Regions from separate parts of the Homo sapiens genome. Here region 1 is linked to region 2. A link is a loop called in an ENCODE intact Hi-C map of the cell type or tissue named here. Cell type or tissue: dorsolateral prefrontal cortex. All regions are shown on one strand. Links, peaks and the distances in the headings refer to the core of each region. The heading gives the core; the rest is flanking DNA.

Region 1 (5,369 bases), core at 246-5,245, 170 kb after region 2:
TCTTGTTTTGTCGCCCAGGCTGAGGTGCAGTGGCATGATCTCGGCTCACTACAACCTCTGCCTCCCCAGTTCAAGTGATCTTCCCACCTCAACCTCCCAAGTAGCTGGAATTACAGGCGAGCACCATCATGCCTAGGTAATTTTTATATTTTTAATAGAGACAGGGTTTTGCCATGTTGGCCAGGCTGTTCTCGAGCTCCTGGCCTCAAGTGATCCACCCACCTTAGCCTTCCAAAATGCTGGGATTACAGCTGTGAGCCACCACGCCTGGCCTATTTTAGCCATTCTGATAGGTGTGTAGTGATGTCTCATTGTGGCTTTAAATTGCGTTACCCTAGTGACTCATGACATCTTTTTATGTGCTTATTTGCTATTTGGATATCATCTTTGGTGAAATGTCTGTTCATTCTTTTCAGTCTATTTTTTCTCTGTTCTGATTGGGTCATCTCTATTTTCCTGCCTTCAAGTTCACAGACTCTTTCCTCTGTCCCCTTGATTCTGCTGTCAAACCCATCCATGGAGTTTTCTATTTTGGCTACTGTATTTTTCAGTTCTAAAATTTTCATTTGGCTCTTCATTGTATCTTCTATTTATTTGTTTGTTTGTTTGTTTGTTTGAGACAGGGTCTCACCCTGTTGCCCAGACTGGAGTGCAGTGGCGTGATCTCAGCTCACTACAACCTTGACCTTTCAGGCTCAGGTGATCCTCCCACCTCAGCCTCCTAAGTAGCTGAGACTACAGGTGTGTGCCACCATGCTCAGCTAATTTTTTAATTTTTGTAGAGACAAGGTCTCCCTGTGTTGCCCAGGTCTGGTCTCAAACTCCTGGGCTCAAGTGATCCACCGACCTCAGCCTCCCAAAGTGCTGGGATCACAGGCATGAGCCACCGTACCTGGCCCTGTATCTTCTATTTCTTTGCTGAGACTTTCTACTTTGTCATTTGTTTTGAGCATATTTGCAATTGCTGGTTGAAGCATTTTTCCAGTAGCTGTTTTAGTCTTTGCCCTGACATCTGTGTCATCTCAGTGCTGGTGTCTGTTGGTCTTCTCTTCTTATTCATGTTGGGGTTTCCTTGGTTCTTAGCATGACAGGTGGTTTTGTACCACAAGCTGGACATTTTGGGTGTGTGGTGTGAGACTCTGAGTCTTATTTAAACCTTCCCTTTCAGTGGCCTTCTCTGGACACAACTCAGGCAGGGGAAGAGGGTAGTGCTGCCTTATTCTGCTTGGGTGGGGTGGACGTCCAGGTTCCCCACTTGGCCTCTGCTGACACTGAGGTGGGGGAGGTGCTCTCATTACTGCTCTTCAAGGAGGAAGTTTTCCCCTGGTTGGGAGGTGCAGGAATCCCTCATTACTGTGTCCCATGCGGGCTCCATTGTCACTGTTGTGGGGGGGGCGGATAGCCTTGTAACCTCTGAGTGGCGATGAAGTCCTGACTCTTCAGTATGATGCTGCCCGTCCAGTGGGAGGGGAAGGGATGTCTTGTCACCACTGACTAGGGGAAGCACAGGCTTACCATGTGGTCTCCACTGATGCTCCAGCTGGGGGACCTCATTCCCACCCTGCTCCTGGCTCCCTCCTTGGCCTTCTCTGACACCCCCAGTGGTAGGGGCTCATTTCAGCCTGGTCAGTGTTTTGGTCCAGGATCCCTGCTGAGCCCTTGCTGGCACGAGTAGCTGAGGGGGCCACAGGGTTTTCTGTGGTGTTTGGCTGGAGTACCACAGTTATTGCCTAAATGTTTTCTGTCTCGCCAGGTGCCCCTGGCTTGGTCCTTCAGCCAGGGAGAGCAGGCTTCTGCAGAGGCTCTTGCTGGCTTCTTCAGCTCCACGTCTGAGATGTGCAAGGCACAAAGGAAACCCAGGGAATTCACCCCTCCACTGATCCCCAGGTCCTGAGGTCCCTGGTCAGTCTGCCTTCTCCTCTCTTCCTTTCAGCCTCTTCTGTTTGTTTCATAACTGACGTCCAGGGTTTTTCATTGCACTTGGCAGGAGGAATAGGGAAAGGCACTTCTGCTCCATCTTGCTGGAAGTGGAAGTCTCTAAAATGCTCTTCACGGTTTTGATTTTCTCCTCTTGCAGCCAGGGTGGGGCTTTGGGTGAAGAAGCATCATGTGTCTCTGACAGATGCTCCCCTCAAAGTGTTCGCTCTGCAGAAGACCCCGGAGAGCCCTAGAGGGGCTCCTCCGGCAGGAGCCAAACCCCAGGCCCCTCTGTAGTTGGGCCGGCCAGGCTCCAGCCCCTCGTCCCCGGCTAGTGCCCCCGCTCACCTGTGAGCCTGACGTCGGGAGCACGGCATGTTCTCTAGAGGCAGAATCACCACGGAGACCCACTCTGAGTCATGGCTAATTCTGCTGTACTGACAGGGAGGAGAACAAGAGGCCACGGCGCTCCCTGAGCAGGCCAACGAGGAGGGTATTTTTAGATTTCCTTCTCCCACAGCTTTAGCTAAGACTCAGCAATCTGGTCTTTTCCCTGCAGGCCAAATTGCAAACGCAGATGGGTCTGTTTCAAAGCTAACAAGTACATGCTATAAAATTGTACATAAAACACAATCTCAATTATGTTTAAGAAGTCCAAAAAAAATGGGAGTGGAGGAGACGGGAAGGAAATATGCCACATGTTAACTGATGTTGCCGGTGGATTATGAAAGGACTTTTTTTAGCTGCTTCTTTTTGATTGTTTATAATTTCCAAATTTTCCATGTGAATATATTACATTTATAAAATTAAAAACAAAATTTAAAACCAAGAAAGAGTCCTCTCTCCATATACAACAACGTAGTGACCATATGAAGCCATCACAGGCTGAGTGTCTCACCTGGACCTGAGGTTATTCCTCTAGACCATGAGCTGTGCCAAGGCAGGACTCCAGTGCCCTGGTACAGGCTACAAACCAGATCGCAGGGCCTGGAAAGTGGAAATGATGCCTCCTCCCAGCTCCTGAAAGCTGCTGTCTTGCCCAGCCCCAGGGTTTTCTGCTTTGGGTGGCACCTCAGGTGGCAACACCATTGCAGGGAGCACTTGGCAGCGCTGGCTGAAAATGTGCCTGATTCCACGGAACTTACTGCCCATGGGCTACTGAGCCAATGGCACACACCCCAGACAGGTGCCAAAGGCCTGCAAGGGAAGGCCTGTGCCACCAAAGGACCAAAGATGCAGGAAAACCCAGCACTTCCAAGAACTGATCTCCCCAGCCATGGCTTACTCCAGACTGGCCGAGGAAGTCCTCCAGGACTGAGAAAAGAGTCCACTCATTATCCTACGTGACATACGCAGCAAGACGGCTTCCAGCCTCGGGCAGCCGGATTTCCAAGTGTTGCAGCATCCCCAACAGGTACACTCTGGGCCTCACCAGCCTCACCTCTGTGGCCAGGGTGGTGACCTCCATTTCCACACAACTTGTGATGTGACTTCGCTGGAAGGGTGTGGACCTGGGGAAGCCAGCCAGGCCCCTGGTGGGGAACCTGGGACCCAAATCTATACCAGTGCAGGTCCGTAGGTGTAGCTGAGATCCAGCTGGTATACACCACAGGGGCAGGTGCTCTGGGAGCCCACCCATGTTCCACCAGCAGATGGTCAACGCCAAGAGAGCCAAAGGGCTCAAAAGAAAGGGCACTTCCAATATCCAGGCCAACTCAGCAAACATTCCTAACTTCAAACTCATCTTCAGATAGCACTGTTTTGCCAGAAGCCACCCCCATAGAGTGTCCTCTGCTGGTCCTCTCCCTCCTCGAGTCTCCTGTGTCCTTAACTAGCCTGGGGGTAGAAACCTTGCCCGCTGCACCTGCTACCTGGACATCATTGCCAACTTCTTTGCACATAGGTGGGGGCCGCGGCCTGGCCCTTGTGCATGGTAACCTCTGCAGAAACCACCGAGGGCCAGATGGGAGAATAGGGCCAGGCCTGGCCACTGGGGCTGTCCCGGGTGCAGGAAGCCAGCTGTGTCTTATAACTCCTTTTACTTCCAGTGTTAAGGCCCCACGATTCCAACAGAAAAGGTCGAGAGAAAAATGAATGCCTTGACATTTTTTCCAAATATCCTCCCAAAGAGTGCTTGGCAAGAGGGCCTGGTTTCGCTACGCATGGGAATGCATATGGCCGCAGGGGCCTGCTCGGATGGCTCCTAGTTTTGTTTGCTGAGACATCTGTGTCCTACTAAGCTTGACACTGGGACTGTAAAGAAAAACAAAACATGGAAATGGGGACTCCAAGCTCTACCAAAATAAAAGTGAGTCCTGAGCCCGTGCGTTCCACATTGGGGGTGCCATGGGGGGTTGGGTAGCATGGTGAGTGCCCCTGCCCACTGGCCCCCAACCCCCACAGGGCTGACCAGGATGCCCACTCAGGGCTTCTGCCTAGGTCTGCCCCTGGAAGCCTTCTGGCTTCTGAACCAGCGACACAAGGGCACACACTCTTGGGAGAGGCTGAGACGCTCCAACGCCAAGCGGGGACAGAGCAGCTCAGAGGGCCACGTCCAGACTCAGAGCCCCTTGCCGGTGGGACCTTGGGCAAGTGAGTGATGCTTCCTCCTCCTGTCGCCCTCATCTGGAAAGTGGGATTCTCGTAAGGGCTGTGCATAGCAACACGCGGCTCGTGGGGCCCACTGGGAGTGCCAACTAGGTGGTGGCTGGCTGGGGACAGGGAGGCTGAACAACTGCTAGAGGACGTCCACTCAGGGAGGCCACAGGCAGCCTTTCCAGCTGCTCCCAAGCCAGGGCTCAGCTTCCAGACTCATCACTATGACTCCCTCCCACCAGAAAGGCCACTAGGAAGTGGCCTTTCCCCTAGATCTGCTGGCCCAGCTGCAGCACAAGAAAACGGAGCCACGTGGCTGCTTCTCCCTCACAGCCTGGTACACCCTCCAAAGCACCAGGCAGATGGACAGGAAAGCCAGAGATGAAGCAGATACAAGAGGACAGGCTCCATGTGACCATGCGCAGTGTCACGGTGTCAGGACGCGCTGACATGAAGGAGCCGAGGCCGCCCCAGGCTGCAGGCAACGCACCCCACCCCTGCCATGCCCTAAGCTCACTAGATGTCCACGGGCTCATGTGTTCAGGCAACACGCTCCACCACTCAGCCCAAGACCCCCAGGTGGGATCCCTACCCTGGATCCCCCACGGTCCACGCCTGTGCAGCCATCCCTCCCCCAGTGTGCTCTGTACCCTGCTTGGCCAGCCTTGCCTGGCATCATGTGACTCCACCAATGGCCCTGCAGGGAGTGAGCCCACCAGCAGGGTAACCACAAAGTCATGGGAGGCTTCATCCCCAGCCTCACCCCAAGACCTGCACCCTCACCCTCCTCTAGGATGGAGATTTTCCAAGTGGACTGTGATTTACTCTGAGACAAAAATCATTTTGTTATGTATCCT
Region 2 (5,369 bases), core at 323-5,322:
CCACCAGTAGGTGGTGGGATGGGCTCCAGAACAGTGTCTGGAACAGGAACTAGTAGAGCTCAACGTCTTAGATTCCTTAAAAAAAAAAAAAAGGTTGATTTTGTGTGTCTTAATAATTTCCTTTATAAATGGAGCCTCTTATAGTACAAGGCAGTACAGATGAGCCCAGACAGTTGGGCAGAATGTTGGGTAGGGCTGATGTCAGTTAGAAAAGCCTGAGAGAAGAAAGAGTAGGGCACAGAACCAGTGAAAAGGATCCCTGGGTTCTAGTGCTGCCACTTGATGGCTTTTGACTTCGGTTCAGCCACTTCACTTCTCTGAGCTGTGATTTTCTCATCTGTGGACTGGGAATAATAGTGCCTACTTAACAGAGCAGGAGGAATAAACAGGATAGTGCGAGTCCAAGCACCCAGTTCTTTCCCGTTTTCATTCACCCAACAAGTACTTTTTGAATGCCACTGTGCGTTAGGCTTCGCCGTTAATTCATATAACCACCCTGAGAAGTGAGTGCTGTTATTATTCCCTTTTTATAGATGAAGAATATAGGGTTCTGTGAGGTAAAGTGCCCAAGGTCATTTAGCTCATGGGCAGTAGTTCTGGCGTTTGAACTCCCAACTTTAGGATTGGCAAACTATAGCCTGGTGACTAAATCTGGCCCACTGCCTACATTTGTAAATAAAGTTTTATTGGGACACAGCCACATCCGTTTGTGTAGGTAATGTCTGTGGCTACCTTCACACCACAGCAGCAGAATTTATAGACCACAGGGTCTACAAAGCCTAAAATATTTATTGCCTGGCCCTTTACAGAAAAAAAAATGTGCTGACCTCTTCTCCACATGAATACTCTGCACTCCGGACCTGGGCTGTTCAGTATGTTAGCTGTAGCCTCATGTGGCAATTTAAATTAAATCTAAATGAAACGAAGACTTCAGTTCTTTGGTTGCACTAGCCACGTGTCACATGCTTAATAGCTGCATGCGGTGGTCACCTCTCACGTTGGACAGCACAGACCCAGAACGTTGCTGTCATTGCAGAGTGTTCCATCAGGTAGGAGCACACGAGACTGTGTCCCAGTGTGGGGAGAATCCAAATCTGGGAGAACCAAAAGTGCAGAGGAGGTATTCTGCTGAAAGAAAAGACACTGGACCTTCCTGCTCCCAAAACACAGAATTGAAAATTAGTTTGTTGACTCTGAAGTGATGGAGAAATGTCTGCTGTGGCAGAGGGAACCTGGGCCTGGAGTGAAGAGGCTGTCCCTAAATCCTATGACCATTGGCAGGCCCCCACCATGCCCCTCTGCAGCCTGTAACCTCAGCTCCTGGTTCACTGGGGCCGTTGGCCTCATCAACTCTGCCATGTCCAGTGCCCCATGTGTGTTTGCATGCTGGGTCCTGCAGAAATCCCATTTTTATGTATTCATACCTGTTCTGTTCTGGGCCATTTGGGCCTGATGGGTTATACCATTGTTCCTACCATGCTGGAATGGGAAATACATGGTCTGATGAAATGACCATGTTTTCCATGGGCATCAGATAAAGAACTACTTCATTCATTCAAAATGATGGCTACTGTGTGGCATGAGGAAGGAAGGTGAGTTCCAGGTACCTCAGCTAGCTAGTATCACGTGACTTACTCCTTAAAATGCTGTCCACTGCCAACACTGATGCCGTGTGTTGAGTAGCTTGGAATTGGGCTGAACTGTAGCTCTTGTCTTGCTTGGTCCATAAATGCTCTGAATAGGAATCTCTTTGGAAGCTAACTAGGGGCAGAGTCATTCTGAGGGGTGAAGGCAAATATGGAGGGCGTAGATCTCCAGTTCATCAGACCCAGGCATAAATGCATCAGTGCTGGACCCATCTCCCCCACATTTGTGCATGCTGATAGACTCTGAGTGTGGAGAAGAGCTGTGTGGCTGGTTGTAGTCCACGCTGTCTACATTGGAGTCTCTGAAATGCATTGTACAGTCAGGAGTCCAGTCCATTGCTCCTGTTAGGAATGGCTGGCTTTTCCATGTTTGGTTTACATGGTTACAGTCTGCACAAATCTTCACACCTTAAACAATGCCCACTCCCTCTGTAATCAGGATGGAAACCTTTATAAAATGCAAGAATGACATACCAGGAGGACTTTTCAGGACCTTGGGCAAGAGTGAAAAAAGAAGAAAACCAGATAAGTAAGCCTGATGAACTTAGCTCTAGAATAGTTGCATGAAGGAAGTGCCTGGTAAGGAGGAAGTTGTGTTTAAGAGGTCGTACGTGGAAAATTTTTTCCCCACATGCTTTAAAAGGGAAAAGAATAGCCTTGAAAGGCCAGCCTTGATTACGTGTCCCCCTCCCATCCCACTGCCACCTTTGACACTGTGCTTGCCTCTAGCCAGCCACTCCTGGAATGGTGTCCTGTGTCTTCCTTCTTCAGCCAGTGGAGGGGTGAGATCATTCGAGATTAGGCTCTGCCCTAAGTTTCTCACTGCTGTCCCAGCCCTCAGGGAGACTAATTGCATGTGCCCAAAAGAACCCGGGCACAAATACCTTTATAATGGAAATTATCTGTTTTTAGAGTGCTGGCGTTTTCTGAGCACCTACTGTGTGCCAAGCACTCTGCATATGTTCTCTCATCGTCTGCTCATTGCACAGCCAGCTGGGGGTGACTAGCCCCGCTGGGCAGGAGCTGAGCTTCAGCCATGTCCCTGAGAGAGTGTGGCTTGTGATGGGCTAGAGCCTGGCTTGAAAATCCAGGTCCCTCTGCTCCAAAGCCAGTTTCTCCTCACCACCTAGTTTTGTCCCCAATTGTGCACATGTTGCTGTTTCAAAGAGAAATCTCTTGCTCCTCTGCATGGGTTCCCTGATGACATTTTTATCACTGCCTGTGGGCAGAGAAGTAGGTTGCTCACTGTGGGGTGACATTTAAGAAAACCAACTCCATCAAGCTTTCCCTTTGAATGTGTTGTTATGGTACAAGAAGTCTTCGTTTGTCCTGGGCTATTTTGAAATAAAAGGCAGGAAACTCCCCTCTTGTTTCTATATCTTGCATAGAAGTCATCAAAACAGAATCCTCTGTTCTGTGCGGTAGTCGTGATTGAGGAAGCAGCTGTTCTCTTCATGATGACCCAACCAAAGCCAGCAGTCTGGAGGCGTCAGGGATCCAGAATTGTCTCTTCCATCTGCTGGGTTTACTTGCGTGTGTTAGAAGTATTTGGCATGGAAACTCTTTCCCTACCCCACCTCGTGGGCGAGGCCAGAAGGGAGCTCTCCTGGTGGGGGCAGGGCAGACCCCAGGCTCTGCTGTACTTCAGATAATGCCACGGTTTCCTCCATAGAATGGGTGCCACAGCCTCCCATGGGGCCAGGCTGAGTGAACGAACCAGATCAACTGTCTCTCCAAGTCCATGGGTGGGAAGGCAGGCCTCTCCTGTCTGTGATTGGGAGTTGTATGGGTCTGCTTTGTTGTGCATGGAATTTCACACAGTCTGAGCTGTCTAGGCATTTTCAGGCCTCCAGCTAACTCACCGAGTGAGCCAGGGAGTGGTGCCGATGAGAATGTGTGACTGGATCGCGAAGCCAAGCGAGTCCATGGAGATCTTCAAACCAAGATGAAACTTAGTCGTTTGAGTGTTTTCAGGGGTCTGAATCGTCAGCATCATTTAGACTGGAGTTTGCACTCTGGTGGTCTGGGTCTGGGGGCCAGATGTGGTCCTCAGACATGATTTGTTTGTCTCATATGATGCTTTACAAGTTTTTAAATTTCTTGGGAACATAAAAAGGAGATTGTGCAAAGAAGTCCTGACTTTCAGTTTCTCTTAACAAGTCAGGAGGTAAATTTTAATAGTAGCCTGGATCTTCTTTCCCAAACAGCCCACCACAGTTAGCTGTAGCCAGAGCCGTCCACGGTGGGCCAGGCATGTTCTCTGCACATCATCTCGGTTCCTATGCAGCATGCTTCTCTCATTTGTGTTTCCTGCTTGGCCCTGGAAGGCATTTGAGTTTGAGATCCCTGGAGTGGATAAGACATTGGGAAGGCAGATTCAGATTTTCTGGCTCTCCAGGTTATTGGCACAGGGAGAACGATGGTGAATGGCAGTGACTAGTAGAAATGCCCAGGATGTTTGCAGTGCTCAAGGTCATTGCCATCATAATCCTGCTACCTCGTGTTCCACCTGCTAGTAAACTTGCAAAGATAAGCCAGTACTCCGGGCACTAATAAAAACTCTGAAAGTACAAATATGTCCCTTAAATCTTGGAAGCTAGTCTCAGGCCAGGGGCCCTTCTACCCTGTGAATGGCCCTGTGATACTGGGTGACCTGGGGATTCATTTTGTACCCCCGCACCCCCCCCCCCCCCACAATCACTCAGGTGCTTCACCTAGTGTAATCTTCTTATCTACAAGTGCCTTCCTGAGGCTGAGGCAGGCAGATCGCTTGAGCCCAGGAGTTTGAGACCAGCCTAGTCAACGTAGAGAAAACCCATCTCTACTAAAAATACAAAAATTAGCCGGGTGTTATGGCATGCACCTGTGGTCCCAGCAACTGGGAGGCTGAGACGGGAGGATCGCTTGAGCCTGGGAGGCGGACGTTGCAGTGAGCCAAGATCGTGCCACTGCACTCCAGCCTGGGTGACAGAGTGAGACCCTGTCTCCAAATATAAATAAGTAACTAAATAAATAAAAAGTGCCTTCTGGATTTTAATAGATATTGCAAGGGAATTTTTACAAATAAAGATGTAATTTTTAAATTCTCATGACAGGCAGCCTAGCTGCTGTGTACCAAGTAGATAACTTCTGGTGTTAGACGGAAATTTCTTAGGGTAGATGAAACATGTATCTCAGCTCTTTCTTTTGACAGAGACTCAATACAGCAAGTAGAAGTAAAGCAAAGATTTGCCAGATGGTAATTAGTATTTTTCAAAGAATTGAGGTGTTCTCTTCGTATTTCTTCAAATATCTAATAGCAATCCCTCCTATCATTTATCTTTTTCACTCAACCCTGTTTTTATCTCTTCGTATGGCAGCTGTTCTGTGACTTTTTGTTTCCTTCTGATTCTCACACGTATTTCACCGCATAGTCAACCTTTGGGATTCTTAGTGTCATTCCAAATGGTTTGCTGAATTTGAGAAATGTAGCTTGTCAATCCATTGCCTGAAAGCCCTTCCCATGCCTTTCCTTTGCAGCAGAAACATGGCATCCTCATCTGCCTCTTTCTCACCTACTGGTCAGGGCATTGTGCACCTGGGTGGTTGGTTCAGCCTCTGATTCTGCTAGGCCAAGGCTCTGACGATGCCACTGTTCTCCTTCAGTGCATTCTAGGGACTGTTGGAGCTCCTGAAGGCCAAGGATCATCTTGACCTAGATTTAGATTTCCAGGGCCTGGCCAG

Evidence for each region. Hi-C counts contacts between places; a loop is a spot of excess contacts. Peaks named below come from ENCODE experiments on the same cell type or tissue, not always from the same donor. Only the 100,000 strongest peaks of a DNase experiment are listed, where the experiment ranks them.
Region 1: it touches region 2 in a loop (23-fold over the local background); 1 of 110 quality-filtered maps calls a loop at or near these places.

The regions. Positions count from the first base shown.
Region 1 is chr10:124,557,554-124,562,922 of GRCh38, reverse strand. The region is part of intron 6 of LHPP (phospholysine phosphohistidine inorganic pyrophosphate phosphatase); the gene reads right to left. Among named protein-coding and RNA genes, the nearest start is that of LHPP, 98 kb to the right of the region's middle. RefSeq lists an enhancer at 2,697-3,677. In dorsolateral prefrontal cortex, for the core only: no CTCF peak of the experiment used is centred there; DNase peaks (open chromatin) are centred at 2,392 and 4,824; H3K27ac peaks cover 5,000 bases.
Region 2 is chr10:124,726,301-124,731,669 of GRCh38, reverse strand. The region is part of intron 1 of FAM53B (family with sequence similarity 53 member B); the gene reads left to right. Among named protein-coding and RNA genes, the nearest start is that of FAM53B, 15 kb to the left of the region's middle. RefSeq lists an enhancer at 3,027-3,166. In dorsolateral prefrontal cortex, for the core only: no CTCF peak of the experiment used is centred there; DNase peaks (open chromatin) are centred at 3,319 and 3,489; H3K4me3 peaks cover 1,030 bases; H3K27ac peaks cover 5,000 bases.